Linked DNA regions of Homo sapiens: region 1 is linked to region 2. Evidence: chromatin loops called from intact Hi-C (ENCODE). Cell type or tissue: natural killer cell. All regions are shown on one strand. Each heading gives the region's core, and the rest is flanking DNA. Links, peaks and the distances in the headings are about the cores only.

Evidence for each region. Peaks named below come from ENCODE experiments on the same cell type or tissue, not always from the same donor. Only the 100,000 strongest peaks of a DNase experiment are listed, where the experiment ranks them.
Region 1: a loop joins it to region 2, with 2.6 times the contacts of the local background. A loop is called at or near these places in 5 of 110 quality-filtered maps.

What each region holds. Positions count from the first base shown.
Region 1 is chr1:1,609,817-1,623,648 of GRCh38, forward strand. It overlaps MIB2 (MIB E3 ubiquitin protein ligase 2), which reads left to right and starts at 5,684. Exons shown (of 20, transcript NM_001170687.4): 1 at 5,684-5,817; 2 at 6,692-6,798; 3 at 13,615-13,832. The coding sequence starts at 13,637. RefSeq lists an enhancer at 5,179-5,348 and silencers at 5,449-6,498, 6,529-6,618. In natural killer cell, for the core only: no CTCF peak of the experiment used is centred there; DNase peaks (open chromatin) are centred at 4,725, 5,595, 6,005, 6,405 and 1 weaker place; H3K4me3 peaks cover 1,823 bases; H3K27ac peaks cover 1,440 bases.
Region 2 is chr1:1,670,684-1,686,585 of GRCh38, forward strand. It overlaps SLC35E2B (solute carrier family 35 member E2B), which reads right to left. Exons shown (of 10, transcript NM_001290264.2): 3 at 5,695-6,163; 4 at 5,381-5,516; 5 at 4,780-4,907; 6 at 826-946. The coding sequence starts at 6,016. It also overlaps the pseudogene LOC100288379. Among named protein-coding and RNA genes, the nearest start is that of SLC35E2B, 14 kb to the right of the region's middle. RefSeq lists an enhancer at 7,322-7,371 and a silencer at 9,627-9,921. In natural killer cell, for the core only: a CTCF peak has its summit at 8,397; DNase peaks (open chromatin) are centred at 7,278 and 8,388; H3K4me3 peaks cover 718 bases; H3K27ac peaks cover 1,704 bases.

The DNA of each region.
Region 1 (13,832 bases), core at 2,507-10,506, 62 kb before region 2:
CTCAAAAAAAAAAAAAGAAAAGAAAAAAGAAAAAACATATTGTCCTGGCTGCTGAGGGGCCTAAGGCCACACACGTGGCAGTTAGCTCAGCCGTGCACCTGTGGGAGTGACAGACCTCAGCCTGGAAGACATTATCTGTGGATCTCCAGTGCAAAAGTGGCCAGTACCAAAATGGAGTCACTTATGTCAAACCCTGAAAAATGGAGCCAGGAGGCCACGAAGGACGGGCTCTCCCAGGTGTGCCAGGAAAGAAACTACGGAATTTCTCAAAACCACAGTACTGCCGCTAAGCTGCCTGCACGAGGACGCTTGCCTGACAAGGGCCGTCTTCACCTCCAGATGAATGCCAACTCCTGCAACAAGCCTGATACAGTTTGGCTGTGTCCCCATCCAAATCTCATCTTGCATTTCCCACAATCCCCACGTGTTGTGGGAGGGACCTGGTGGGAGGTAATTGAATCATGGGGCCAGTTACCCCCATGCTGTTCTCGTGACAGTGAGTTCTCAGGACATCTGGTAGTTTTATAAGGAGCTTTTCCCCTTTGCTCAGCAGGTTTCTCTCCTGCAGCCAGGTGAAGGATGTGTTTACTTCCCCTTCTGCTGTGATTGTTAAGTTTCTTGAGCCACGTGGAACTGTGGGTCAGGTAAACCTCTTTCCTTTATAAATTACCCAGTCTCAGGCAGTTCTTCGTAAGACCGTGAGAATGGACTAACACAAAGTCCCCGTCACCTATGCTCTTTGCTTCAAAGCAGCTTAGGTGGGCTTCTCCTTTCTGTTTTTTTAGAAGCTTCCCCTGTCCCAGCCTCTCTGGATGTGCCTGTGGTCTGCCATAGCACGCATATCCCAAACTGCAATTCCCCGTCATTCCTGGAGAAACTCTTTGGAGAGTCATCTCTCTGCTGTTGTGGCCATAGCGGGCCCATTTCCTGATGCATGGAATGTCACTGCGCCAACACCACGGGTTGCAGCAGAAAGAGAGTTTTAATCCTAAGGCTGCTGTACAAGGAGATGGCGTGAAGCAAGCAGGCTGCAGGGATCTTGTGGCCATCCGGGGGTCTCCCCATTGCTTCTGGTTCCCTCGGCCCATTTCTTTGGAATCCTGCCGACGCTGCTGTTTCATCCCTCCAGCCCACAGCTAGAATCACCCCAAAAGTGGCAGCAGGCAAGTTCCAACAAGGGACTGCCTCAAACCATCCTGAGGTGGGGCTGGTTGGTCCCAAAGAAAAGAAGCACTAAACGCCAGGGTGATCGGCCCAAAGCATTTGTTCGGGGAATTTATGTACAGAGGGAGGCAGCACATCCTCGGGCTGACAGCAAGAGATGGAGAGGTTCCACCTAGGAATGCCTGCACCCAGGGGCTAGAGTGGAGAGTTTTACAGGAGGATTTAAGAAATGTGACTCTTGTTTCCACATATTTAGCAACATGTTTGATCTCTCAGTGTTTCAGACAACAACCTAGTTCATCAGTAACTGAGAATACTCAAGGTCCTGGCCGGGCTTCAAGACTGCAGGGAAAGCATGCAGTGGGCCAGGCTCTGTGCTTCTCAGGCAGGACACAGAGAGAAAGCAGGGGCTCTGGTGAACCTTCCAGTAGAATAAGCAACTGTCCAGACATGGGCCCTCCCCAGGAAGTTACTAGGGGTCTTACTTCAGCAAAGTAAAGGAGTAAAGCCAGAAGGAGGAGGACGCAGATTCCAGGAAACAGCTGTTAACAGAAAAGCCAAACTCTGAATAAGACATTCTTTCCTCCTTCTTTTTTTTTTTTTTTTTTTTTGGAGACAGAGTTTTGCTCTCGCTGCCCAGACTGGAGTGCAACAGCGCAATCTTGGCTCACTGCAGCCTCTGCGTCCCGGATTCAAGTGATTCTCCTGCCTCAGCCTCCTGAGTAGCTGGGATTATAGGCGTGTGCCACCACGCCCAGGTAATTTTTGTGTTTTTAGTAAGAGACGGGGTTTCACCACGTTCCTCAGGCTGGTCTCGAACTCCTGACCTCCTGATCCGCCCGCCTCGGCCTCCCAAACTGCTGGGATTACAGGCGTGAGCCACCACGCCCGGGCTCTTCTTTTTTTTAAAGAGGGCTTCATTCTGTTGCCCAGGTTAGAGTGCAGTGGTGCGATCTCAGCTCACTGCAGCCTCCGTTTCCCAGGCTCAAACGATCCTCCCACCGCAGCCCCCAGAGTAGCTGGAACCATAGGCACGTGCCACCACACCCAGCTAAGTTTTGTATATTTTGTAGAGATGGGATTTCAACATGTTGCCCAGGATGGTCTCTAAATCCTGGGCTCAAGTGGTCCAATCACCTCAGCCTCCCAGAGGGCTGGGATTACAGGCATGAGCCACCATGTCCAGCTTCACAAAATACTTTCAAAAGGTTTACTTTGAGCCAATATGAATGACTGTGGGCCCCAGGAAAACACACATCCGAGAAGCCTTCAGTAAGTGGTTCTGAAGTGGTCGGTTTAGTTTGGTTTTGTACACTTTAGAAAGGCAGGAGTTATAAGCAAAGACATAAATACATACATAGAAGGTATACGTTGGTTTGGCCTAAAAAGGTGGGATATCTTGAAGTGGGGGCTTATAGGTTATAGGCGGATCCACCCGGCTGGAAACTCAGTTTTAAAAATTTCTCTGGGGTCCCCTTGGTCAAAAGGGAATCTGTTCAGTTGGTGGAGGGCTGGCTGGGTGTGGTGGCTCACATCCCAGCACTTTTGTTTTTTCTTTTTCTTTTCTTTTTTTTTTTTTGTTTTTTTTGTTTTTGAGACGGAGTCTCACTCTGTCACCCAGGCTGGAGTGCAGTGGCCAGATCTTGGCTCACTGCAACCTCTGCCTCCTGGGTTCAAGCAATTCTCCCACCTCAGCCTCCCAAGTAGCTGGGACTACAGGCGAGCACCACCAAGCCCGGCTAATTTTTGTATTTTTAGTAGAGATGGGGTTTTGCCATGTTGGCAAGGCTGGTCTCCAACTCCTGGCCACAGGTGATCCTCCCACCTTGGCCTCACAAAGTGTTGGGATTACAGGCGTGAGCCACTGTGCCTGGCTGGTTTTTTTTCTTTTTTTTTTTTTTTGAGACAGAGTCTTCCTCTGTCACCAGGCTGGCGTACGGTGGCATGATCTTGGCTCACTGTAACCTCCGATTCCTGGGTTCAAGCCATTCTCCTGGCTCAGCCTCCCAAGTAGCTGGGATTACAGGTGCCCACCACCACACCCAGCTAATTTTTGTATTTTTAGTAGAGACGGGGTTTCACCATGTTGGCCAGGCTGGTCTCGATCTTATGACCTCATGATCTGCCTGCCTTGGCCTCCCAAAGTGCTGGGATTGCAGGCATGAGCCACCGCGTCTGGCTTTTTTTTTTTTTTTTTTTGAGACGGATTCTTGCTCTGTTCCCCAGGCTGGAGTGCAGTGTCACGATCTCAGCTCACTGCAACCTCCACCTCCTGGGCTCAAGCAATTCTCCTGCCTCAGCCTCCCAAGTAGCTGGGACTACAGGCGTGCACCACCATGCCTGGCTAATATTTTTTTTTTTTGTATTTTTGTATTTTTAGTAGAGACAGGGCTTCACCATGTTGGTCAGGTTGGTCATGAACTCCTGACCTCAAGTGATCTGCCCTCCTCAGCCTCCCAAACTGCTGGGATTACAGGCGTGAAGCCATCGCACCCAGCCAATCCCAGCACTTCAGAAGGCAGAGGTGAGCAAACAGCATAGCCCAGGAGTTTGAGACCAGCCTGGGCAACATGGTGACACCCTGTCTCTACTAAAAATTTAAAAATAACCGGCATGGTGGTGCATGTCTGTGGTCCTAGCTACTCAGGAGGCTGAGGTGGGAGGATCACTTGAATCCAGGAAGCAGAGGCTGCAGTCAACCAAGATAGTGCCACTGCACTCCAGCCTGGGCAACAGAGCAAGACCCTGTCTCAAATACAAAACAAAACAAAAAACAGTTGGTAGAGAGCTTAGGATTTTATTTTTCGTTTACACAGGGAATCCAAGAAAGGAGACAGACAAAGTGAGTCTCAAGGATGAGAGCAGAGAAAAGCTCGAGATAAGAGCTGTGCAGCCGGGTCAGGAAGTGATCGGTCTAGGTCGGAACAGGAGAATCAGTTAGACACAACGGATGTGTTTGAGCCTTTGGAAAACGGTATCGTTAGGCATGTGGCGAAAACGTTGGGGTACTTGAAAAAAAGGCTGGCCATGGGTTAGTAAAAAGCTAGATATGTGAAAATATTAGGTAATTATTAACTCAAAAGAAAAAAAAAGATTGTACAGGAATTGTGGCATGGTTTTATACTGTAGCAGTGAACAGCAGGTACTCAATCATGAAGAGCTAAGCCTGATTTCATCACGACAGCTGTGAAAGTTGCAGGTACCAAAATGGAACTACTTCCACCAATCCCTAAACAAATGGAGTCGGGAGGCCACGAAGGGGGAGCTCTCATGCAGGAATACCTGCAGCAGGCCTCCTCACAAGACGCTCCTGCACGTCCTGCACGTTTGCCTGTAACCGGACTTACTGCAGGGAAATTCCTCAGGACTGCAGTATTCTAGATAAGCAGCTTGCACAAGGACGTCGGCCTGGTAAGGCTCTCTCCAACAACAAGCTAACGCCCACTCCTGCAGCAAGCGCCCACAGCCAGTGGTTTTTGTTACAAAACAACTTTTGTGAGCTCATCTGTATTTTCCCCTTCGCCCGGCCCTCTCAGATAGGCCTATGATCTGTCATGGCACGAACAGCCTAGGCTGCAACCCCCTGCGATTCCCAGATTAACTCACTTGTCCTGGAGAGCCTGCCTCTGGGTTTCCTTTCAGGTTGACAGTTTGGGAGCTAACAGGACCACGTGAGGGGTGCAGCGGGGAAGATCAGCCAGGTTCTCAGGGACCTTCTCCGGAAGTACGCAATGTCTACAATTAAGAAATGAGAGGCCGGGCGCGGTGGCTCACGCCTATAATCCCAGCACGTTGGGAGCCCTAGGAGGGCAGATCACGAGGTCAGGAGTTCGAAATCAGCCTGGCCAAAATGGTGAAACCCCGTCTTGACTAAAAATGCAAAAATTAGCTGTGCGTGGTAGCGCATGCCTGTAGTCCCAGCTGCTCGGGAGGCTGAAGCAAGAGAATAGTTTAAGCCCTGGAGGCGGAGGTTGCAATGAGCCGAGATCGCGCCATTGCACTCCAGCCTGGGCGACAGGGCGAGGCTCCGTCTCCAAAAAAAAAAAAAGAAAGAAAGAAAGAAATGAGAAACTAGCAGTGCATTGTTCAGAAACGCGGAGACTTCTCTCAGGAGAAAGCGAGAAGCAAGCGTCCAACTCTGGGGTGCAGAACCCGGGGCGGGAGGACGGGCCCGGACTGCCGTTTCTCGCTGTGTCCAGGTCTGCGTGACTCAAAACCCCGGATAGGGCCCGCACTGGTGGAGTCGGAAAGAGGTGGCTGCGGCGCGGCAAGTGCCGCCAGTGCCAGCGAGCGCGACGTCGCTCCCAAGCCCCCGTCTCTATGGCAACCGAGTGCGTCTCTAGGACCGCCACTGCGCAGGCGCCCGGAGGCTAAGCCGCTCGGAACCTAGCTGCGCCACGCAGGGTAGGCGACGCAGACGCTCCCGCGTGACGCACTTCCGGTGCTTGCCCTGCCCATCCCCGTGGCGGGGGCGTGGCCATGGCGGGGGCGCTCCGGCGGGGGCGGGCCCTGGGCTCCCGCCCTTCGGGTCCCACAGTTTCCAGCCGCCGCTCTCCTCAGTGCCCGGTGGCCCAGGAGGGCCTGGGAGCCCGAAGCCGTCCCCGAGTCGCTCCTAGGTCACTGGCGCGATGCGGGCCGTCCTCTCGGCTGATGGTGCGTGCGGGCGCGGATCTCCTCCCCTGGTCCTCCGCACCGTCCCCGAGTCGTTCTCCGCTCTGGCAGAACGCGAGCGCCGTCCGGTTCCCGCTCCCGCTGGCCCAGCAGCCCCGGGCTGGACTCGGCGTAGGGTCCGCACGGGATGGGCTGGGGCTGCGCGCGCAGCGCCGCCGCGGGGCCTCCTGGGAGTTGTGGTCCGGCCACCCGCGCGGGACTCCAGCTCCCGGCAGGCCTCGCGCGGCCCGGGGCCAGCGGCGCTGGGGTCGGCGCTGGGGTCGTCGTCCGGGCCGGGTGGGCTGCGGCGCGCGGCAGGCGCTCTGGCCTGGCCTGGCCGCCGCTGAGCAGTCGGGGCCGGTGGGTGGCCTCGAACGCCGGGACAGACCGACAGACGGACTGGCCGGCGGTCCCGCGCCCCCGAGCGGAGCGGGCGGGACGGAAACGTCCGGGCAAGTTGGGGTCGGCAGGTACTGCGCGGCCCTGGCAAGGTCTGGCAGCGGACAGGGCCGGGCGGCCTCCGCGAGCCACGGGCACGAATGACAGGGGGCGGGGCGCGCTCCGGGTGGGGGTGCCCGCCGTGCCCGCCCCTGGCCCGCCCGTTCCCCTGCGCCGGCGCCCGTGCGCGTCCCGGAGCCTCCTGACGTCTGCGAGCCGCGGCCGCCAGACCCCGGGCGCACGCAATTACGGGCCCGGCGCTGGCGGCTCCTGCGCGCTCAGACCCCAGGGAGCCCATCCGGGCAGGCGGCGGCCCTGAGTGTCGCGGCCGTGGGCCCGAGTGGACCTGGAGCCGGCGGGCAGCCCCGGGGGCAGACAGGCGACCGAGCCGCGGGTCGAGGTGCTAACTGTGCATCTTGGCATCTCCCCTCGGCCACAGGGTTGGAAGCCCAGCGAGGCTAGAGGCCAGTCCCAAAGTTTCCAGGCATCAGGGCTGCAGCCCAGGAGCCTCAAGGCGGCCCGGCGGGCGACTGGACGGCCGGACAGGTGAGCTCTTGATCGTCCGCGGCCTGATAGTTTGCACTTGGCTCTCCCACTTTGGGGCTCCGTGGAAGCCACGTCAGAGAGGCTGTGTTTGTGTCTGAGCATGCATGCGAGTGGAGGGGAGTGGTGAGTAATCCCGCGTCTCCTCTCTGAGTTCGGAACCCATGGAGGAAGAAAGCAGAGGTGCCAGACAGGCCTCTGATAGGCACCTGCAGGATTGGGGCAGAGCGGCCGCAGCGCAGGAGCGCCGGCAAGCCTGGCCCTTCCCGGGAGGCCCCCTTTGTCCGGTTCCACCCTGGCCTGTTGCCTCACATGCAACAAGTGTCTGAATGTGGCGCTCTCCTGGCCGAGGGCAGCCCTGGGCGGTGAGTGGGATGACACCCCAGCCTGCAGGGTGCCTGTAGGTCTCCACCCAGATGGGCAGGATTGGAGGTGGCCGCAGCGCTCGTGGGCTTTCCCTCAGCAGGTGTCTCCATGCTGGCCTCCCCGCCTCAGGGCTTCATCCCACTCCGTGGGCCTGATCTCCCTGGGGCACCTGGGATGTCCATCTGCGTTAGCTGGAGCTACTCCATGGCCTGTGGCGTGCCACACACAGCGGCATTTCGGTGTCATTAGGCACAGCTGGAGGTGCAAGGAGGAGGGCAGCCTCATGTCCAGTTCCATGTAACTTGCTTCTTCTGAATAAAGGCAATTTGCTAACTTTCTCGCTAAATAGGATTTGGTTTCTATGGCTTTTAAAGCTTCTCCGATAAAATACTTGCAATAAGGGAACTCTCTCCTCCTACACTCTCCTGACTGATGGTTCGGAAGTCCTCCTGCCCTCTGAGAGCTTGCAGTTTCTTGTGAAAAAGAGAAACTAAGCAGCAATAGAACAGACCCGGTGTCTGCTTGCGTGGTTAAGACGGTAAATGCTAAATGTGTGACACTGCCTTTAGAAACCATTTTCTCCAGCCTGGCTTGCTGGCTGCCCGTCTGGTTTGCTGTGTTGTGTCTCCAGTGGCTTTAGCTTCCAACAGGAAAGCCTGGTAGCCGAGCGAATCTGTGACCCAGGAAGTAGCAATTAAATGCCTGGGACGCTGCCTCGAGGCTGGTGTGTGCTCTGAGGTAAGTTCCGATTTGCCAAAGCACATCTGTCGATCTGTCGCCCGAGTCTTCACACCCTGACTGCCTCCATCATTTTAAACATCGGGAGCAGTTGCCTGCAGCGGGGTTCAGATGCCAGCCAGGGGCACAGCCTGTGAACTGTGGGTAGATGGCAAAGTCTAGCATTTCTGGCAAAGGAAAAAACATTTGGTAACTCTCTGAGTAAATTTCTGACTGAGATGAAGATACCCATTGTGGGGCAGCATCCTGAAGCGGAAGCCTGGGCTGTATGTTTCCAAGAGGAGGAGCAGGAGTGGCCACAGCCATGTACGCCACGATGTACACCAGGGGCTGCGTGGCCACAGCTCTGGTCTGCTGGTCTGCTCCCTGGAGCCCCTCCACCAGTGCTGGGCTGTGGCTGTGGCTGTCTCTGGTTTGTCTTTCTGGGAAACCTTGGCCAGGTTGGTGTGAGGGCAGGGCTAGCCTTGGACATCTGCACTTCCCATAGCAGCCTCTGGCCCAGAGCTCACCCGCTGTGGGCAGGTGATCAGGGTGATCAGGTCCCACGGGTCCCCTCCTCTGCACCTGGAGCCTTGTGGGTGTAGAACAGAAAAATAGGAGGGGGCAACCCAGAGGCCTCCTGCTCTCCAGGAAGGAATGGATGCTGGACAGGTCCAGGGTGGAGGCAGAGGGAGTGAGGGGCCCTTGGGGGAACATCTGTCCTAGAGGGCTTGATTTCCAGGCTGCCCACCCCACTCCTACCCCTAATCTGGTGTTCCTCACCTGCCTCCAGGAAGTCCTCACCTGAGGTCTGCAGCGGGTGTGCCAAGCGCCAGCCCCACATCACCTGCTCCCAGGCCTGCCCAGGGGATGGGTCCTGTGGCCAGTACCCTCGGGGTCAGCTTGACCCAGACCCAGCCCAGAACCTGTCCCATGGCCCCAGGAGGACAGGATGGTCAGGGAAGCCCAAGGGATGAGCCCTTTTGTCCACAAGCTTCCCTCTGACATGGGCAGGCTGCTTGTGCGACCCCACAGCCCCCACCTCTCATGAACAATGGGAATGGGGCAGGCCCCTCGATGCTGGGCTGGATCCTCCCGCCCCTAAGCAGGTGCACTCTGTCCCCTTTGAGAAGAGACCAAGGGATACAAGTGCTGGGTCCTGGCGGGGTGCCCCTCCTCCCTGCCTGTGGGGGTCTCATTACTGCCTCCTGCCCCCACCACAAACACCCCCTAGAGAGGCCTTCGGAGGCAGGTACTGAGCCCTGGGGCCAGGGTGCCAGGAGCCCAGTGGCAGGTCTTGGGTGACTGCTGGCCCTGGGGCAATGGTGAGAAAGCCAGGCAGGCAGCTGCAGGAAGGAGCTGAGGAGAAAGGCGGCAGAGCCTCAAAAGCTGCTGGCGGCCGGGCACAGTGGCTCACACCTGGAATCCCAGCACTTTGGGAGGCCGAGGCGGGCGGATCACGAGGTCAGGAGATCGAGACCATCCTGGCTAACACGGTGAAACCCCCGTCTCTACTAAAAAATAGAAAAAATGAGCCAGGTGTGGTGGCAGACGCCTGTAGTCCCAGCTACTCGGGAGGCTGAGGTAGGAGAATGGCGTGAACTTGGGAGGCGGAGCTTGCAGTGAGCTGAGATTGCGCCACTGCGCTCCAGCCTGGGCGACAGAGCGAGATTACGTCTCAAAAAAACCAAAACTGCTGGCCCCTCCAGAGGGTCCAGGATACTGAGCTCCTGAGCCTGGGATCCACGCGCATGTGGTCTGTCTGCACACTGGCACCGCAGAAGGGTTGGCAGGCGGGCAGGCATGGCTGGAGACCCCGCTCAGATGAGGCGGCCACTCCAGGGCAGTGCCATGCTGGACAGAAGGGACTGCCTTGGAAGTGGGACAGACCCCAGACCCTTGGGGTGGGGGCCCTGCAGGGGAGGCCTTGAGGAGGCGCCGGGTCTACAGGCCCCTGTGTGCTCACATCCCAGCCCCCGGGGAGAGGTGGGAGTGGGTGGGCGCACCCAGCTCCCCTGTCCAGGCTCGTCCCCCTTGTTGGGGCAGCCCTCAGCAAGTGGGGGGCTGGTTCCAGGCACAAGAAGTGAGGCCAGGGAGGAAGCCCTGCCTGTGTTCAGCCCAGTTGTGCCCCAACTCAGGTGGGCTTCCATGAGGGACAGCCTCTGGGAGGGTGGGGGTTTGTGGGCCAGGGCTGGAGAGCTGCCTGGCTGTGCTAAAAATACCGGGCATGCTGCAGACAGGTGCCAGTCTGGGGCACAGGCTACCCTGTCTCAGGCTGATGGCCTTGGCACTCCACCCCACTGCCCCTGTGACGCGGGGGCCGCCAAGGCTTGGTCTTGATTCCCAGAGGCCCTGCTGGTGACCTCCCCGACATCTCTGCCCTCTGCCCATCCCCCCAAGGGCAAGATTTGCCAAAGCACAGGACACATTGGCTCACACATGGGGCACCCTGCCCCTGTCTTTTTGGAAAGGTCCAATGGCATATGGCCAGCGGGTCGGGCAGGTGTGGCCGCTGGCCTGGGCTAAGCTGGCTGTGGCTGAGAGTCTGGGCGCAGAGACAGAAGGCGCCCCCTGCTGCAGAAGGATCACAGTGTGGGCTCATGGCATTGGCTTTTTTGCGGTCCCAAGTCCTTCATCTCCATTGCCGGGCCCATCTCGGGGGTCGGCAGATGCGTGTCCCCTACTAGCAAAGACCTCCAGTCGGTTCTGCGGCTGCCTGTGATGAGCCCTGCTCTGGCTAAGTGGAGGTGTTTGGCAGGGAGGAGTCCCCGGCTTAGTGTGATTCCAGCTGTGGCCGATTCTGGTGGGATCCTGGCAAGGAGGAGGTTGCGTGTGGATCTGGTGGAGGTGGACGGCCTGGCAGGGGGTGGGGTCTGCAACCCTAAGGAGCAGTGCCCCTCTCACTTGTCCCCCCGCCAGCAGACTGCTGCGTCGGCCTCCCCGGCCTGTGCCATTCTGTGGCGAAGGTCCCTGTGTAGAGGAGGCTGGAGTGGGGGAGCTCAGCCCAGGCCATGCCTCACCCTTCTTGGGTGCTCCATGGGCAAAAGCTGAGGTCAGTTTGTGGATCCTGGGAGCAGGAACCCTGCAGAGCCTGCCCCCCAGCTGGTGGCAGAGCAGGCAGTGGGGAGCTGCTGGGGCAGGAGGGAGTGACCTCCCTCCAAGACAGCCCCCAGTGGGGATGGGAGGGTCTGCAGAGATCTGGAGAGTCAAGTGTCATGACCCAGGTGGGGCCATGGAGCTGGGCTGGCCGGTGGAACTGTGTCCACCTGGACATGCTCTGGGTGAGGCGCAGTCAGCGCTGGGATGGCTAGAAGCGGCCTGTGCTGGGCGGGTCCTCGGGACACAGGGGCTGCCGCTGTCACAGAAGCCTGGCACAGATTCTCTCTGGTTCTTATGTTTCATTCATGCAGCCATTCAGTCAAAGCTGAAGCTGGTGGGGTCCTGGCCAAACAGGACGCAGCAGTGCACCACCTGGGGGCTGCCCTCAGAGGCCCCGCGAGGGGAATAGTGCCACAGGGGCCCATGGGGAGGGCCTGTGGGTCACCCTGGGTGGTGGGTGGGCTCCTGGCTCCGCGGGGCCTCCGAGGGCAAGGTGGGGTTTCTCTGGCTGCCGGCTGTGGAAGCCGCTCATGCGGAGGCCCAGCCGGGAGGCTGCAGGAGGCCGTGGGGAGGGCAGAGCCAGCTGCCTTCCCTGATGGCTGTGGAGCTGCCCACGGGACCCCTCTCCTTGTCTGGGGCTCACTGGTGCCACAGGAAAAGGAAGCCCCGGTGCTGGAGCCTGCCCTGGCCCAGGCCTTGGTGCACATCTCGGCAGCGTCACCCGACAGGTGAGGGAGGCAGCGTCACCCGACAGGTGAGGCCTCTGGACAGATGAGGCCATGTGGGGTTTCCCTGAAGAAGCAGAGCCCGGCTGCTGGGTGGGGGCTCCTCTTAGTCACTGACAGGGAGAGCTGTGCTTGTAAAACATCCACCCATTCCTGTGGAAGCTCTCGCGGTCCTGGGCAGGGTGAGGAGGGAGCATTGGAGAGGCCAAGCTGGCCAGGAAGTTTGTGCCCCTGAGAATTAGAGGGAGTCCTGTGCTCCAACTCGCAGCCGGGGCACGGATCGGGGGCACGGATCGGGAGCCCAGCCCTGCAGGCAGAGCCTCTGCACTGGACTCAGTCTCCGGAGTGGGGCTGGGCTCCTCACCGGGCCTTGCTCGGGGGACAACCTGTGGGGCTCAGGCCCCTGAGTCAGAGCAGGAGTCGGGGGCTTTGCTGTGGCCCCTCCTCACTGCTCACCTGCAGCCTCTCCCGGGCCAGGGTGTCTCCTGAACTGGCCTGAGATGCAAAGCACTGGGTTGCAGTGCTGCCCAGGTGGAGGGCTGGCCTGTGAGGCCCAGGCTGGCCTGTGTCCTGGAGTTGGCAGGGCCCCCTCCCATCCTCAGCCACATCCACCCAGTCTCAGGGGTCCCTCCAGCCTCCTGGGACTGCCGTGTCCCCCACCTCTGCTTCAGGCAGTGTTCCTGGGCTGCCTCCTTCCCTGGCCATGGGGTCCTAGTGGTTTAATGAAAATTGAGTGGTGGCCCTCCCCTCCCCGCCAGGCTGGAGTGTAGTGGTGCGATCACAGCCAGCTGTAGCCTCCACCTTCTGATTTTCCCTCTTAATGTTCACATCCATTCTTCTTGTTAACGAGACTGTGCTGAAGCCCAGCATGGTGGAGAGAGGCAGCCCACGGTGACTCACGTCTGCAGAGTGAGCTCTCGGGGGTCAGCGCCCAGACTGGGGATTAGCAGTCCTGGGCCTCGAGCCCTGTGGCTGACTCCATCCCTGCCTCCGGCAGCCTGGATTTGCACCTTTGTATAAACGGAGCCGCCTGGCATGGCGTTTGCACTTGGCTACTTCCCTCCATCTGCTGGTGAGCTCTGGCTTGTGCTCTGTGTGGCGAGTGGGTCCCTGCTTGGTTGGGACTCAGCCCCGCTTCAGGACCCCGTGGCCACTGAGGACCCAGGAACCTGCCTCTGCTCGAGTATCCGGCCTCTGTCGTGAGTGCCTTGCGTGGCCAGGGCCACTTTTCCAGAGAAGGCTCTGTGGTGCTGTGTGGCCTCGCTGCACTGTCCCTGACGTGCAGGGCCCAAAGCTGGTGTCCCCCAGGAGCAGTGTCTGGGGACAGATGCCTCCTGGTCCCGCTGGCCGATGCCTGCTGGTCTTGTACGGCGCCTGCATCGTGTTTGCCGTTTTTCTGTTGGGTTGTCTGACGTTTTCGTGTGGATCATAGGAGTTCCTCGCCCTGTGTGGACACGAGTCCTCTGAGGGACGCGTGTCACGGTGTCTGCTCACTTGCCACTGCCCGTCCAACCATGTGAGTGTCTCGGGGGACGGCAGCTCTTACTTTAGTGAAGTCCAGTGTCCAGCTCATTAATTGGCTGTGGGAAGAGATGGTGGTTTTCTTCCGAGAGCGTTATTTGTGAACCTTTCATGAAGCCCCCGGGGCCAGGCTCCCTGATCCCTGGGCCCAGACCACCCTGCAGTTCCCGCGCCAGGCTGGCACGGCGCCCGCCTTTCCCACCGGCCTCCCTGGTGCCAGACTGCGGGCCTCCTTGGGCCCTAGGGCTTGAACCAGCCTGCCTGCCCCGTTGGGCCTCTCTGCTCTCCCGCGGAGCCCACTCTGACCGGGAGTGTCCCATGGTGGCCTGAGAATACCCTCTGCCCACAGGTCCCGAGCAGCCCGGCCCACCATGGACCCCTCTGCCCACAGGTCCCGAGCAGCCCCGCCCAACATGGACCCAGACCCCCAGGCGGGCGTGCAGGTGGGCATGCGGGTGGTGCGCGGCGTGGACTGGAAGTGGGGCCAGCAGGACGGCGGCGAGGGCGGCGTGGGCACGGTGGTGGAGCTTGGCCGCCACGGCAGCCCCTCGACACCCGACCGCACAGTGGTCGTGCAGTGGGACCAGGGCACGCGCACCAACTACCGCG
Region 2 (15,902 bases), core at 3,419-11,418:
GTGCTGGGATTACAGGCGTGAGCCACTGTGCCCAACATATTTTTATTTTTACTTCTGTATTATTCAAAATCTCACCACAAACCTGTTTTGATTATCAGTAATAATGATAAACTCTCAGACACCAGTGGTGGTGTCTTTTCCTTTCTTTCCTCAAAAGCAGGAAAAGCCTAGAAGCCGGTCATTCTCAAAGGGCAGGTTTTGCCGGGGCTGGAGTGTGGCCATTAACAGCACGGCAGGGAGGTGGACGCCCAATTCTGGGTGAATCTGAACGGCCCCCGAAGTGCAGCGTCCACCGCTCTTCTCTACCGAGTGACAAAGACGTAAATAACAGGGCCCTCTCCTCTGGGAGCCTGCCACGCGCTGTCCTCGCTGTGGGAGTCGGCCTCTCATCCTTCCTGCCATCGTGACACCAGGACACAGATGGCCACAAGGAAGCAGAGGATCCGCCCGACCTGGAGGCCGCGCAGCTCCCAAACAGGCAGAACCTGCCGCTGGGGGACTGTCCCTGCTCTGGCAGCCGCATGAAGACACACCGAGCGAGACACACTGCTGAGCGTATCTGCGTATTTCAGCATTTGTCAGCTAACCGTGTCTCCATGGTTAGCATTTTAAGTACCAAGACCGTCCATCCTGAAATTTCGGCTTATTTTTGAGAAACTTACCTGCCGGGGATACCTGTTGTTTTGCTCTTTAGGAAAGGGCAGCATTGGACGCACCTGCTTTGGCTCACGGGAGGAATTCTCAGCTCACCTGAGAATCTGCACACCCAGATGCAGGTGAGCACCGGGTCTCGTCCCCCTCACGCCCACCTTCTCTGTGACTCACCAGTCCATGATGTTGGTGGACAGTGCGGCCGAGAACCCCAGGACATTGAAGCTGATCTCAGTGGCCGTGCACAGCGCCAGCCCGCCCATGACTGGGATGAGGGAGAGGTTGACCAGCAGCCCTGGCGAGAGGACAGCCCCTGTGAGTGGCTGACCCGCCGGGCGGACGCTCCCTCCCGAGGGCCAGGCTGTTTCCATCCCCTCTTATGAAAGGAACGGATGCTTCCTTCAATTCAAAAACAATACTTGTCAGTTTCTTCACATTGTGAGATAAAGCAAATCAAAGTCCGTGTCTGCAAATAAGTCCCGTCCCCACGGCAAAGGTGGCGCCTTTCACTCTACATGAGATGCGTCCCCCAGAGACTGAGCCCCAGCCATGGGCAGGTGAGCCACAGAAACCTTCCTGATTCTGTGAACGCTCCTGTGAAACGGTGAGTGTGAAGGAGATGGTCCCCAGGGAACTGCAGAGAAAGAGGCCCTGTGGGCCGGGAGGGGGATGCCCACATTGAATTTATGCTTTTCTGTTTCCTTCTGAAATGTAACAAAAAACTTTTACGTGAAGGATTTTTAAAAAATCTATGGAACACCGCTCACACCTGTAATCCCAGCACTTTGGGAGGCTGAGGCAGGAGGATCACTTGAGCCCAGGGGTTCAAGAACAGGGCTGAGCAAAGGTGAGACCCCGCCTCTACAAACAATACAAAAATTAGCTGGGTGTGTGTCCCGGCTACTGGGGAGGCTGAGGTGGGAAGATCACCTGCACGGGGGAGGCCGAGGCTGCAGTGGGCTGTGACCATGCCACTGCGCTCCAGCCTGGACGATAGAGTGAGACCTTGTCTCAAAAGAAGAAAGAGAAACCTGAGACAAGTTAACGTGGGAAACCCACAGATACTGCCCAGTCGAGACCCTGGCGTAGCAGAGGGACCCGAGTCTGTGCGGGGAGGCTCCAGCCAGAGGGGCGTCCTCTCGTCTGCCGTCACCTGGTCTCGGCCTCTGCTGGAAACTCTGGTTGAATCACGGACAACATTTATGAAAATTGTAGAGAAAACTGGAGACTGTGAATGCCGTTTCACCCTTCAAGGAGGGCTTGCTGCTGCTGTTGACATGCAGCTGGGGTGCCATAGACGCCTATATCCAGCACCAGATTCCTATCTCAGTTGAAGGTCTGGCATCTGGGGGTCCCCATGGTGGGGCGCCCATTCCAGCTTGTGCCCCTCCAGCCCCAGGAGACTGCTCTGCTCAGAAACCATCAGCAAATGCACCGGGGAGGGTGGTGCCTTAAGACAGACAGAGTCACTTCTCTGGGCTGCCAGAGGCACCGGAAGCCGGGTGCCTCAGGCCCTGGCAGTTCCGTCACTCTCCAACGCCTCCCCCACAGACTTCTTTTTGCTAAATGGTATCAAGATTTTCTCATTGTTGTCAGCAAGAGAGTTGGTTTTCTAACATCTCATCGACCATGGCTGGAGGTCAAATCGATGTTTAAACTTGCTGGAAATAAACGGCTCCTTTCTTGCATGGCTCGATGCGCAATAAGGTTCCTCTGTGTCATTTTGTTTACGATTTTTAGGATTGCTTTTTAAAGCCGGACACGGCGGCTGATGGCTGTAATCCCAGCACTTTAGGAGGCCGAGGCAGGAGGATCACTTGAGATAAGGAGTTCAGGACCAGCATGGGCAACACAGCGAGACCCCATCTCTATAGAAAACACAAAAATGAGGCTGGGGGTGCTCATACACGCACTGAGGGTTGACCCTGGTGTTCTTGCCTTCTTAGATTCTTCTGGAGCTGGAGATGAACTCGGACCTCAAGGCCCAGCTCAGGGAGCTGAATATTACAGCAGTGAGGGAAACTGAAGTTGGTGGTGGTGAGAAAGTTATTATGGGCAGGTGCAGCAGCTCACGCCTGGAATCCCAGCACTGTGGGAGGCTGAGGCGGGCAGATCACGAGGTCAGGAGCTCAAGACCAGCATGGCCAACATGGTGAAACCCCATCTCTACTAAAAATACAAAAATTAGCTGGGTGTGGGGCCACATGCCTGTAATCCCAGCTACTCAGAGGAGGCCGAAGCAGGAGAATCACTTGAACCCGGGAGGCAGAGGCTGCAGTGAGCCAAGATTGCGCCACTGCACTCCAGCCTGGGCAACAAAGCGAGACTCCATCTCAAAAAAAAGAGGGCCGGCTGTGGTGGCTAACACCTGTAATCCCAGCACTTTGGGAGGCTGAGGCGTGCGGATCAACGAGGTCAGGAGATCGAGACCATCCTGGCTAACACGGTGAAACCCAGTCTCTACTAAAAATACAAAAAATTAGACGGACGCAGTGGTGGGCGCCTGTAGTCCCAGCTACTCAGGAGGCTGAAGCAGGAGAATGGCGAGAACCCGGGAGATGGAGCTTGCAGTGAGCCAAGATCGTGCCACTGCACTCCAGCCTGGGCGAGAGAGCAAGACTCCTCTCAAAAAAGAAAAAAAAAAAAAAGAAAAAAAAAAGGAAGTTATCATAATCTTTGTTCCTGTTCTGCCACTGAAATAATTCCAGAACATCCAAGTCTGGCTAGTACGTGAATTGGAGAAAAAGTTCACTGGTAAGTATGTCGTCTATTGCTTAGAGGAAAATTCTGCCTAAACCAACTCAAAAAAGGTGTACAAAAAATAAGCAAAAGCGTCCCAGGATCCACGCTCCGACAGCTGCGCACGTCGCAATCCTCGAGGACTCGGTCTTCCCAGGTGAAATTGTGGGCAGGAGAATCGGCGTGAAATGGACACAGCAGCTCACAAGGGTTCATTCGGACAAAGCCCAGCAGAATAACGTGGAACGCAAGGTCCAAACTTTTTCTGGTATCGATAAGCTCACAGCCAAGGCTGTTAATTCTGAATCCCCAGAGTTCCAAGTTTCAATTGTTAAGAAAAATGACTAACGTATATTCACAGTGAAAAAACAAAAAGACACACAAAATACAAAAATTAGCTGGGCATGGTGGCACATGCCTGAGGTCCCAGCTACCCAACAGGCTGAGGTGGGAGGATTGCCTAAGCCTGGGAGGCCGAGGTTGCAGTGAGTCGTGACCTCGCCACTGCACTGCAGCCTGGGCGACAGAGCAAGACCCTGTCTCAAAAACATAAAAAAAACAAAAAAAAAAAAACAAAAAAAAACCAGAGTTGACTTTTAGGCTTTGATTTTGTTATAATCACCTAAACGTGTGTGCGGGTCTCAAGTGCATGTGGGGCAAGCCCAACCCCATCCTGGACCCTCGGCCTCCTCCCGTCCCCAAAGGCAGACAGACACTTCCCTCGGCCTTAAGATCTTGTAGTTTCTTAAATAAGCGAACACGTGTGCACCCCCCGACTCCGTTCAAGACGCCGCGCTCTGTGGGCGCCTCTGCTCCTCGCTGGTTTTCATGCAGCCACACTGGGTACGCGACATGGGGCTGACATGTCGCTGGAAATCGCCTGTGAGTCATTAAGAGGTGGGAGAGGCAGGAGCCTGGGTTGCAGCTGAGGTCAGGGGCTGGGGCCCAGGACAGGCCTGTGGTGGCGGGTGCTGGAGAGGCTGTGGGGTGCTGGCACAGGAGGGCCCACGGACCAGGAGCCACGGCCGCCTGTGTGGTGCTGGCCGAAGGCGGCCCCCACCCGTCCTCTTCGGATCAGTGATTGGCACCTGCAGTAATCTTGCTTGCCAGGAATCTGCCCAGCCCCCACCTGTCTCCCCACCCAGTTAGGGCCACAGACACAACCCTGCCCTGACCTCCGCATGCCAGTGTGAGAATACCTGGCAGACGCCAGGCTCCAAGACACCCCCGCACATGTGACCGTGAGAGAAGTGAAGGCACTGCCAGTGTGGGCACCACTCTGAGTGGTCCTCGCGGCAGAGCCCCATGGCAGGCAGCAGAGACGGGCACCACGGATGGAGGCCTGGGATGGTGGGGCGCAGGCGGAGGGGCGGGGCCCGGGGGCCTCACCTGTGTACTCCCCCAGAATCATCCGAGACATGATCACCGTGAAGATGGGGGCGGAGCTCTTCACCGTCTCAGCAAACGAAACCGCCACATTTTTCAGGCTGACCAAACCCAAAACCACAGTTGCAAACCTAAAAATGAGCCAAAAGCACCATCACCTTAGAACGAGTCTGTCTGCCTGCACCCACCGGGCAGGCTCTCCAAGGGGCTCGCTCGCTCGGTTGGCACGTCGGCCCCTCTCCGCCCACCTCCTCATCACCAACATGGTGCCTGGACCCGCTTCTGTGACGCTTTAGGTCGAGCCCCCAGGAAACGGCACTGCGTCCAATGGGAAGTGACTTCTGCCACCCCTTGAAAACGTCCCAGAGACAAGGAGGCACCCTGTCCTGAGACCACCAGCCCGGAAAGAAGCTGACTGAACACACGTGGCAGTGAGAGCCACGAAGCCACATTCATTTGGTGTCCTGAAATCTGGACAGCCCTGGTGCTTTTATAAAGTCTGCACTGAAAACTCACCAGCCAGCAGAGTCCCCGCTCTAGTAACGAGAGGGACTTTACATTTAAAGAAAAAGAGACACTCAACCAAAACCAGGAGATTCTTTACCTCATCAGACCCACAAACAGCATCGTCATAAGGAAGTTGGGTGGGTAGGAAAGCCGGGCCTTGTGCTGATACAAACAGCAAGGAACGAGGGTTTTCACACACCCGATAACCGTGGTGGACAGCATCTGCACCGCACCTGCGGGAGGGAGGGGGCCGAAGACAAGAGGGAGAATCACCCCTCCCATGCCTGCAGTGGGCTCCACCCCCGGCCTCCCATCCTGACCTGGGCTCCCCCGGCCCTCCCGGGTGGTTGCTGGCTGCTCCCTGTGGGGTGGCAGGTGGCCGGCTTCCACCCTGCCCGAGCCGCCGCCTACCTAGCATGCTGGGCTCGCCTCCCAGCAGGGACAGGATGTACTTGTTGAGGAAGAGCGTGCAGAAGCTGAAGAAGAACCACAGCGTGAGGTAGAGCAGCGCCCGCGAGCTCCACACACCCAAGTCTGACTCGATGACCGTGGTCTCCGTGATGGTGACGGTCAGTACGTTCTCATCTGTGCCGCCGTCGCTCTTGGCAAAAACAATCTTCTCACTTCGGTGACCAAACAGAGAGCCCCAGCTGAGAGGCGACCTGCCTTTCGGCTTCTCTTCGGAGCCAGGAACCAGCTCTTCCAGTGCTGGGGTTTTCACCGAGGACGACATGCTGAAGCCACAGCCACGAACGATTTTACCTCCAGGCTGGGCAGCATGGGTCACCGTGACCGCCCGGGGGTGGGGCCGCAGCAGGGACTCCGGGCGCCAGGAACGAGGCCACCAGGGCCTCTCCCAGGCAAAGCGCAGAAGCAGACGCTAAAATATTAAGAAAAGGAAACACATCACCCGTTTTGAACATTTAATGTCCTCAAAGGTTTCAACCACCAATTTAAAATCACTTTGAAAATGCAATTGGGCCGGGCACGGTGGCTCACACCTGTAATCCCAGCACTTTGGGAGGCCGAGGCAGGTGGATCACCTTAGGTCAGGAGTTCGAGACCACCCTGGCCAACATGACGAAACCCCGTCTCTACTAAAAATATAAAAACTAGCAGGGCATGGTGGCCGGCGCCTGTAATCCCAGCTACTCGGGAGGCTGAGGCAGAAGAATTGCTTGAACCCAGGAGACGGAGGTTGCAGTGAGCCGACATGATACCACTGCACTCCAGCCTCAGTGACAGAGTGAGACTCTGTCTCAAGAAAAGAAAAAAAGAAAATGCAATCGTTCACTGTCCAAAGATTTTTAGCAATTGAATCCCGTTTTTCTCTGCGCGTGTTGGCGGATCCTTGCTCTTGAGAGACGGTCTCCTGGCACACTTGACTGTCGTCCTGGCAGACCTGGGGCTGTGGGTCCTTCACGCCCTGCCTGGCAGCTGCACCTTCTCGATGGGCTTTGTGGCTGCCGCTGTCGGGTGCCCAGGACTAATTCCATGCTACTTTCTTTTTCCTTTTTTTTTTTTTTTTTGAGACGGAGTATTGCTCTGTCGCCCAGGCTGAAGTGCAGAGGCGTGATCTGGGCTCACTGCAAGCTCCGCCTCCCGGGTTCTCGCCATTCTCCTGCCTCAGGCTCCCGAGTAGCTGGGACGACAGGCGTCCGCCACCACGTCCGGCTAATTTTTTGTAATTTTTTTTTTTTTAGTAGAGACGGGTTTTCACCGTGTTAGCCAGGATGGTCTCGATCTCCTGACCTCGTGAACCGCCCACCTCGGCCTCCTAAAGTTCCATGCTACTTTCTAGACAGACTCCGTGGTATAAAACCACACTTACACCCGCTTCACGCTCAGGCGACTGTGGCTTCGGGGCGAGACACCCCCTCCCTTCCCACGAGCTCCAGGAAGGTCAGAACAGCCGTTTCCTCCTGAGGTCCAGTGGGAATCATCCCCCCAGCTGGGGCTTTGCACAGACGCCACTGTGACTCCGCAGCACCGAGACCCCACCTCCCCCAGGTCTCAATCCCAGCGCTCAGGCAGCCCGATTTCCTGTTTCTCACACCTGGGTTTCTCTTCCTGCTTCGGGGGAGGCTGTGCATCTGAAGGGGCGCCCATCCTGTCTCACCAAGGCGCTCTGGGAGCGTGTGGTGCCGGCCGTGCTGCCCGACCCAGTACCCCTCCTCGTCTCACTTCTCCCCCGGGAAACTGGGGTTCCCACCTCATTCGTGACCTCCTTCTGTGTTTATGTTTATGCACTTGCGTGCGTGCCATATGTATACATAAATATTCTGTGTTCACACTGAGGGACGCACGCCACCCCCTCCCCCATGAAGACCTCGCCTGGGTGCTCAGGCCGGCCTCTCCCCCAGCTCACCTGCCCAGCAGTGCTCAGAGGTGCCTGAAACTTGGCCTCCCCATACCCGGGAACAGGCGCTTCTGCCCTCTCCCCAGTGGCGGCAATGCCAGGGCCTCTGCAGCCTTCCTCTCTCTCCTCCCCTCCCCCTGCTGTGTGTGTCTGTGCACCCAGGTCTCCCCGTCTGCCCATCACACCGCCAGCTCAGTGCCACCCAGACGCTCCCAGGCCACCCATGTGTGCCCTGACCCCTCGGTGCACCAGGACAGCTGCCTCCAAGGGCACCCCAGGCCTCAGTGAGGAGAAGGCCGACCCCTCCACCAGTTCCCACAGCCTCGGAATAACAAAGGACTCATCCACTCCTCGGGCCACTGACAGTGCCAGATCTCCACAAAGACACCATTCCCTTCTTCCTGTTCAGCAGCACAGTCCCACTGCTTAGCCTGGGGTGACAACAAGCTGGGAGCTAAACCTCCATGGGCTGCAGCCTCCCTGGAGCTAGGACTGGCTGGGCCCTGAGCCAGGGAGCTAGGAGACTTTGTGCCAGTTTCCCGGACTGATGGGCCCTGGCTGGGGGTGGAGCAGCTACCTGGCTTTCCTGAGGTGAAAATCCAACAACAAAGGGTGCGGCAGAGCAAAAGGACAGAGCACTCGCGACAGGGCTCCGCAAGGCAGGGGTGGAGCTCATGGCAGGCGTGGATCTCACTCCCCACCTCACTAGGCCTCACGGCCCTTGACCTCTCCCTCCCACCTCGAAGGCTGCCCCCTGGCTGGGGACGCTGTCACAGCACCCGCTACACAGGCTCTGCCACCACCAGCGAGTTTCTAAAACCAAATTCATTTACATGGCAAGGAGGCCACGCTCAAGAAACCCCTCCAGGAGCAAGGAACAGCACGTGGGCTCGGGCGTGTGCAGACGACGCCAGTCACGTCCCACCTGACGTCGAGGCAAACCTGGAATTCAAAAGGCAAGCATCTCCCTCTTGCCAGAACAGTCTGTCCACTTAGCTTCCCTCTGAGAAACTCACAGCATCCCAGGCAAAACTGCTCCCCGCAATGAGGACCCCCATTCCCCTTCTCTGCTGACACTGTGCTCCAAGAAGCCTGTGGGACCCACACAAGCAGCCCAGTCCCCACCCTAATGTTTGCTCACAATTAGTGGAAACAAAAAAACAGAAATCACACTTCACTGACGCTGCCGTTCTCTGTACATCAAGAACTTAAGGTTCTGGGCCAGGCGCCGTGGCTCACACCTGGAATCCCAGCACTTTGGGAGGCCAAGGTGGGCGGATCACCTGAGCTCAGGAGTTCATGACCAGCCTGGCAAACACAGCAAAACCCCGTCTCTACTAAAAGTACAAAAAAAAAATCAGCCGGGTGTGGTGGCTGGCACCTGTAATCCCAGCTACTCGGGAGGCTGAGGCAGGAGAATCACTTGAACCTGGAAGGCAGAGCTTGCAGTGAGCTGAGATCGCGCCATTGCACCCCAGCCTGAGCAACAGAGCGAGACTCCCGTCAAAAAAAAAAAAAAAAAAAATGCTGGGCGCGATGGCTCACACCTGTAATCCCAGCACTTTGGGAGGCCGAGGAGGGTGGATCATGAGGTCAGGAGTTCAAGACCAGCCTGACCAACGTGGAGAAACCCCGTCTCTACTAAAAATACAAAATTAGCCGGGCGTAGTGGATGCCTGTAATCCCAGCTACTCAGGAGGCTGAGGCAGGAGAATCGCTTGAACCCGGGAGGCGGAGGTTGCGGTGAGCCGAGATCACACCGTTGTACTCCAGCCTGGGCAACAAGAGTGAAACTCCGTCTCAAAAAAAAAAAATTTTTTTTTAATGTAGCCGGGCATGGTGGTGCATGTCTGTAGTCCTAACTACTTAGGAGGCTGGGGTGGGAGGATTGCTTGAACAAGAGAGGTCAAGGCTGCAGTGAGCCGTGATTGTGCCACTGAACTCCAGCCTGGGCAACAGAGCAAGACCCTGACTCTAAAAATTAAAAAAAAGTTAAAAAAAATTAAAAGAGCTTAAACAAGAAGCCGACTGCAAACAAAGGCCTCTCCATGCAGCTGCGCTGGGACGCGGGTTCTCTGTCCGATCACTGCACAGCAGCCCACTGGACAAATGGACCCATTCTGGCAAGAAGCACTTGGGACGGGCTACTAGGAGCATCCTCGTCTGTGTCTACGTGCAGGAGTGGAACTGCCCAGCCCTGGGACACGCATGCTGAGCCCCAGCCAACGTCACACCGACCTGTGCTCCCACAGCCCTGCCCCGGCTCTGTGTGGGTGACTGTCCCGTCCCTGCAGTTGAGCCCACGTGGTCCCGGGGTCTCCATTCCCCTCCCAATCTGCAGGACTTCACTACCATGAACCGTCCTCACCCCCAGCATCCCTGTCCCCACAGCTCCAAGGCCGCAGGAGGAGGCGATATCTAATCTTCCCCCCACGTAAACACCTGTCCCTGCGTAAATGCCTGAGGCTGGCTGCTTATTCTTTTTTTTTTTTTTTTAGATGGAATCTCGATCTGTCGCCCAGGCTGGAGTTTAGTGGCATAATCTCGGCTCACTGCAACCTCCACCTCCCAGGTTCAAGGGATTCTCCTGCCTCAGCCTCCCGAGTAACTGGGATTACAGGCGCCTGCCACCACGCCCAGCCGCTTCTTATTCAAACACTGGGAGCTCCACGTCAGACCAGTGAAGTCAGAGAATCCTGAAGTCCAAGTTCTCAGCTCCTCAGCCAACTCAAGGGCAGCCAGGCAGGAGCCACCCCTGCAGAGGCACCCACGGTTCGTTCCTGTCACTGACTGTTCCCAGGCTGGAAATTCCTGACGGTACAAATGCAAACAGATTCCGGCCTGAAACTGTCTAGTGAGACCTTTCTTTCCTTTTCCTTTTCTTTTTTTCGAGATAGAGTCTCGCTCTGTCAGCCAGACTGGAGTGCAATGGCATGATCTTGGCTCACTGCAAGCTCTGCCTCCTGGGTTCACACCATTCTCCTGCCTCAGCCTCTGAAGTAGCTGGGACTACAGGCGCCCGCCACCACGCCTGGCTAATTTTGTTTTTTTTTGTATTTTTTTAGTAGAGACAGGGTTTCACCATGTTACCCAGGATGGTCTCGATCTCCTGACCTCGTGATCCACCCACCTAGGCCTCCCAAAGTGCTGGGACTACAGGCGTGAGCCACCGCGCCCGGCCTCTTTTCTTTTCTTTTTTGAGAGGGACTCTTACTCTGTCGCCCAGGCTAGAGTGCAGTGGCACAATCTCAGCTCACCGTAGCCCCCACTTCTTGGATTCAAGGGATTCGCATGCCTCAGCCTCTCGGGCAGCTGGAATTATAGGCATGCGCCACCAAGCCTGGCTAATTTTTGTACTTTTAGAAGAGATAGGATTTAGGCCGGGCGTGGTGGCTCACGCCTGTAATCCCAGCACTTTGGGAGGCTGAGGCAGAGGGATCCCGAGGTCAGGAGATGGAGACTATCCTGACTAACACTGTGAAATTCTGTCTCTACTAAAAATACAAAAAATTAGCCAGGCGTGGTGGCGGGCGCCTGTAGTCCCAGCTACTCAGGAGGCTGAGGCAGGAGAACGGTGTGAACCCGGGAGGTGGAGCTTGCAGCGAGCCGAGATCGCGCCACTGCACTCACTCCAGCCTGGGCGACAGAGCAACACTCTGTCTCAAAAAAAAAAAAAAAAAAAAAAAAAAAAAAAAAAAAAAAAAAAAAAAAAAAAGAAGAGACAGGGTTTCACCATGTTGCCCAGGTTGGTCTCAATCTCCTGACCTCATGTGATTCGCCCGCCTTGGCCTCCCATAGAACTGGGATTACAGGCATGAGTGACCGTGCCCGGCTGGGTGCAACCTTTCAGAGGTCATGCGGGTGACAGGGAGCGACAAAAAACAAGAAAATAAAGCACTTCGCCGAGGCTGACTTGGGTCACAGAGGGCCAAACGGTCCCGGGAAAATGGGTGGGCTCTTCACACCTTCTCATAGAAGTCTTGGAGGTGGGTGTTTAATGAGCATTTTTTGTTAGTAGCAAAACAAGACAAAGCAAACACCAAAAGAATGCCAACCTACGTGCCTGTCAACAGTAGAAACAAACACCTTATTGATGGAGCTGAAGCTACGATGGAAATGAGGGGCTCAGTCCCAGTGTCAAAGGGACGGACCCCAAGCCCAAACCCACCGGAGCGGGGGAAGACTGAGGGACGAATCACAGACAGAAACGCACGACTCGGCTCCACCATGCGCTGTCAGCTGTGCGGGAAGCACCACGTGTAGAAATAAAAGCATGAAAGTGCCTGAAAGAGGGAATTCCAGCACGTGCTCCTCTCATCTCGGGGACGGGCCCCAGGGGAAAGCAACAGCACCTTCAGGTGCTGGAACCCAGCTGAGCAGCCAGGGGGTTCCGGGGTCCTCCCTAAGTAGTTGTGAGAGATCACAGCCCGGGGTCCTTCCTAAGTAGTTCCGAGAGTTCAAGGTTTACATGGGGGAGGCCGGGCTTGGTGGCTCACGCCTGTAATCCCAGCACTTTGGAGGCAGGTGGATCACTTGAGGTCAGGAGTTCGAGACCAATCTGGCCAACAAGGTGAAACCCCGTCTCTACTAAAAATATAAAAATTAGCCAGGTGTGGTTGTGGGCACCTGTAATCCCACCTACTCAAGAGGTTGAGGCAGGAGAATTGCTTGAACCCTGGAGGTGGAAATCGCAGTGAGCCGACATCGAGACATTGCACTCCAGCCTGGGGGACAGAGCGAGACTCTGTCTCCAAAAACAAACAAATAAATAAACAAGCAAATAAATAAAGTCCTGTGAGGAATGCACAGTTTCTCTGCACTCCCACACAACACTTCCCACAGGAGATGCAGGTTATTTCCACGTTGAGCAATTCTCCACAGACACTAGCTGTGTGTCCTCTGGTTCAATTCCCTCCCGAAGCCGTCCCCCTGGGGAGAGTGCCAGGTCCCCTGCGGCGAGGGCTGGATCCCACAAGACTGCCCCCTCCTCAGATGCTGGTCAGCCTGTGGGCCGTGCTTCTGACCGGCAGCTATACATCGGGGTTCCCACGACACCCTCCTGAGGATCAATGAGTTTGACAGGACTGCCCTACAGAACTGCAGAAAGCACTTACGTTAAAAGAAAACAGAGGAGCAGCCGGCCGCAGAGACGCGCAGGCAAGGCCTGGGCAGGTGCTGGGTTTCAGGCCCTCTCTGGGCGCCACCCCCTGCCCCCAGCACCACAATCCGAAGACCATCCCACTCTTTCATCTCTCATTCACGGGTTTTTACAGCGTTTAATCTCCACCTTCGCTCGCTGCGTCCCTGAGGTTGGCGGGTGGGGCTCAAAGCTCCCAGCCTCCAATCCTGGGGTCACCTGGTGTTCTGGCGACCAGTCCCCCCTACCCCCGCTCTCCAGGGCCCCACCCCCTGCCTCATCAGCATAAGCTCAGGTGTGATCAGCATAAGCTCCGGGGTGATCTGAACCACTCCTGTCACTCAGGAAATTCCAAGGCTTCGAGGAGCTTCTGTGCCAGGAACCAGGAACAAAGACCAAACACATTTCATATCAGAGCACAAGTGCAAAACATCATGGTTGGAAACAGGGTCTCAGAGTCCTCCAGGTGCAGGTGCCTGTTCAGACCAGAGACCACAAAGTTGTAAGTCAAACCTTCATGTTTGGCCAGCGGCGGTGGCCCACACCTAGAACCCCAGTACTTTGGAAGGCCGAGGAGGGAGGATCGCTTGCTGTCCACTCACGTCTGGGGCACAGCCCAGGAGACCCGTGGGCCGCAGGGTAGACACTCAGCAGTCGTGAGACGCTTGCCCCAGTGCACTGTCTTTTCAAGGCCACTGACATCTCCACAGACAGCCCCCAGCCCGTCCTTTGGCTCTTAATGTGCCTCATCCACCTCCGCGTGCTGACACCCACATCAGTGACATTTGGGCTAAGCCGCCTAATGCAGAGTGGCTATAAGCGCGCTGAGCCGCTCGTGAAATTCAGACAACCCCACCGGAAGTGAGAGAGAGGACGGCTGTGAGCTCAGGGCAGCGTTTCTGCTGAAGGCGTTTGCTTTCCCACCATCATAAAGTCAGAAAATCACAACTCAGACCATGGTAAGTGGGGACCACCCACAACCCAAGTGGGCCTTGGAAATTAAGAATAGGAGGCCGGGCGCGGGGGCTCACGCCTGTCATCCCAGGAGGCTGGGCACAGTGGCTCACGCCTGTCATCCCAGCACTGTGGGAGGCCGAGGCGGGTGGATCACAAGGTCAGGAGATTGAGACCATCCTGGCCTACATGGTGAAACCCCGTCTCCACTAAAAATACAAAAATTAGCTGGGCGTGGTGGTGGGTGCCTGCAGTCCCAGCTACTTGGCAGGCTGAGGCAGAAGAATGGCGTGAACCTGGGAGACAGAGCTTGCAGTGAGCCGAGATCGCGCCATTGCACTCCAGCCTGGGCAACAGAGCGAGACTCCATCTCAAAAAAAAAAAAAAAAAAAAAAAAACAGGACAGCCAGCGGGTGCAGTGGTTCCCACCTGTAATCCCAGCACTTTGGGAGCCCAAGGCGGGCAGATCACCTGAGGTTGGGAGTTCGAGACCAGCCTGATCAACATGAAGAAACCCTGTCTCTACTAAAAAAATACAAAATTAGCCGGGCGTGGTGGCGCATGCCTGTAGTCCCAGCTACTTGGGAGGCTTAGGCAGGAGAATCACTTGAACCTGGGAGGTGGAGGTTGCAGTGAGCCAAGATTGCGCCATTGCACTCCAGCCTGGGCAACAAGAGCAAAAACTCCGTCTCAAAAAAAAAAAAAAAAGTTGGAGCATTTTTTGCCCAGGTGTGTTGGTTCATGCTTGTAATCCTAGCACTTTGGGAGACCGAGGCAGGAGGATTGCTTGAGCCCAGGAGTTCAATACCAGCCTGGGTAATATGACGAAACCTCATCTCTACCAAAAAAGTACAAAAATTAGGCCTGGGCACGGTGGTGTGCGCCTGTGTGCCCAGCTGAGGTGGGGGGACTGCTTGAGTCTGGGAGGATGAGCCTGCAGTGACCGTGATCTCACCACTGCACTCCAGCCTGGGCGACACAGTGAAACGTTTTCTCAGAAAAAAAAAAAAAAAAAAGAAAAGGAAAAAGAAATACAGGAAGGATATACCCAAGAATAAGGAGACTCTTCAGTGACAGGGCAGGCAGGAGTGCAGTGCAGTGAGGTGGGGGCGGCTCCAGGTCTGACTTTCAGAACCATGAAAATATGTCGCTTGCTTAAAAAGCAAAAATAATTAAATCAACAAGGGTAGGGGAAAAGGGTCTCTGAAATGGAACACGAACACGAATGCATGAACCACACCACAGATCAAACAAACGACACAATCACCCTGAGGGGAGAAGCAGAACAAGCCCTGGGAACTCGGGTGCATGGACGCTGGATGTGGGTACGCAGGTGATGGACACAAGGGCTCCAGACACACAAGTAGCTCCAGACACAGGAGCTCCAAACAAATACCGAGTTCTAAACATGCTTTTTTCCCTTTTCTTTTCTTGAGACGGAGTCTCGCTCTGTCGCCCAGGCTGGAGTGCAATGGCGCGATCTCAGCTCACTGCAACCTCTACCTCCCGGGTTCAAGTGATTCTCCTGCCTCAGCCTCCTGAGTAGCTGGGATTACAGGCACCCGCCACCACGCCCAGTGAATTTTTGTATTTTCATTTCATTTTTAGATGGAGTTTCACTCTTGTTGCCCAGGCTGGAGTGCAATGGCACGATCTTGGCTCACCACAACCTTCGCCTCCCAGGTTCAAGCGATTCTCCTGCCTCAGCCTCCCGGGTAGTGGGGATTACATGCACGTGCCACCAAACCCTGCTGATTTTGTATTTTTAGTAGAGACGGGTTTTCACCATGTTGGCCAGGCTGGTCTCGAACTCCTGACCTCGTGATCTGCCTGCCTCGGCCTCCCAAAGTGCTGGGATTTACAGGCATCAGCCACTGCGCCCAGCCTCCCTTTTCTTTTTTTTTCTTTTTTTTTTTTTTTTTTGCTGACTCATGGGTTAGAATTCCGGATTGGGCAAATACATAAATATTTTGTACATGACGGGAGGCAGATTTCATCATGTGAGTGAAGCGAGATGCAAACACGAAAGGAAGTCCTTCAGGGCAGTCTTGTAGTGAAAAAATAAAAATAAAAATGAAAAAAAGAGGCTGGGCACGGTGACTCACGCCTGTGATCCCAGCACTTTGGGAGGCCGAGGCGGGTGGATCACCTGAGGTCAGGAGTTCATGG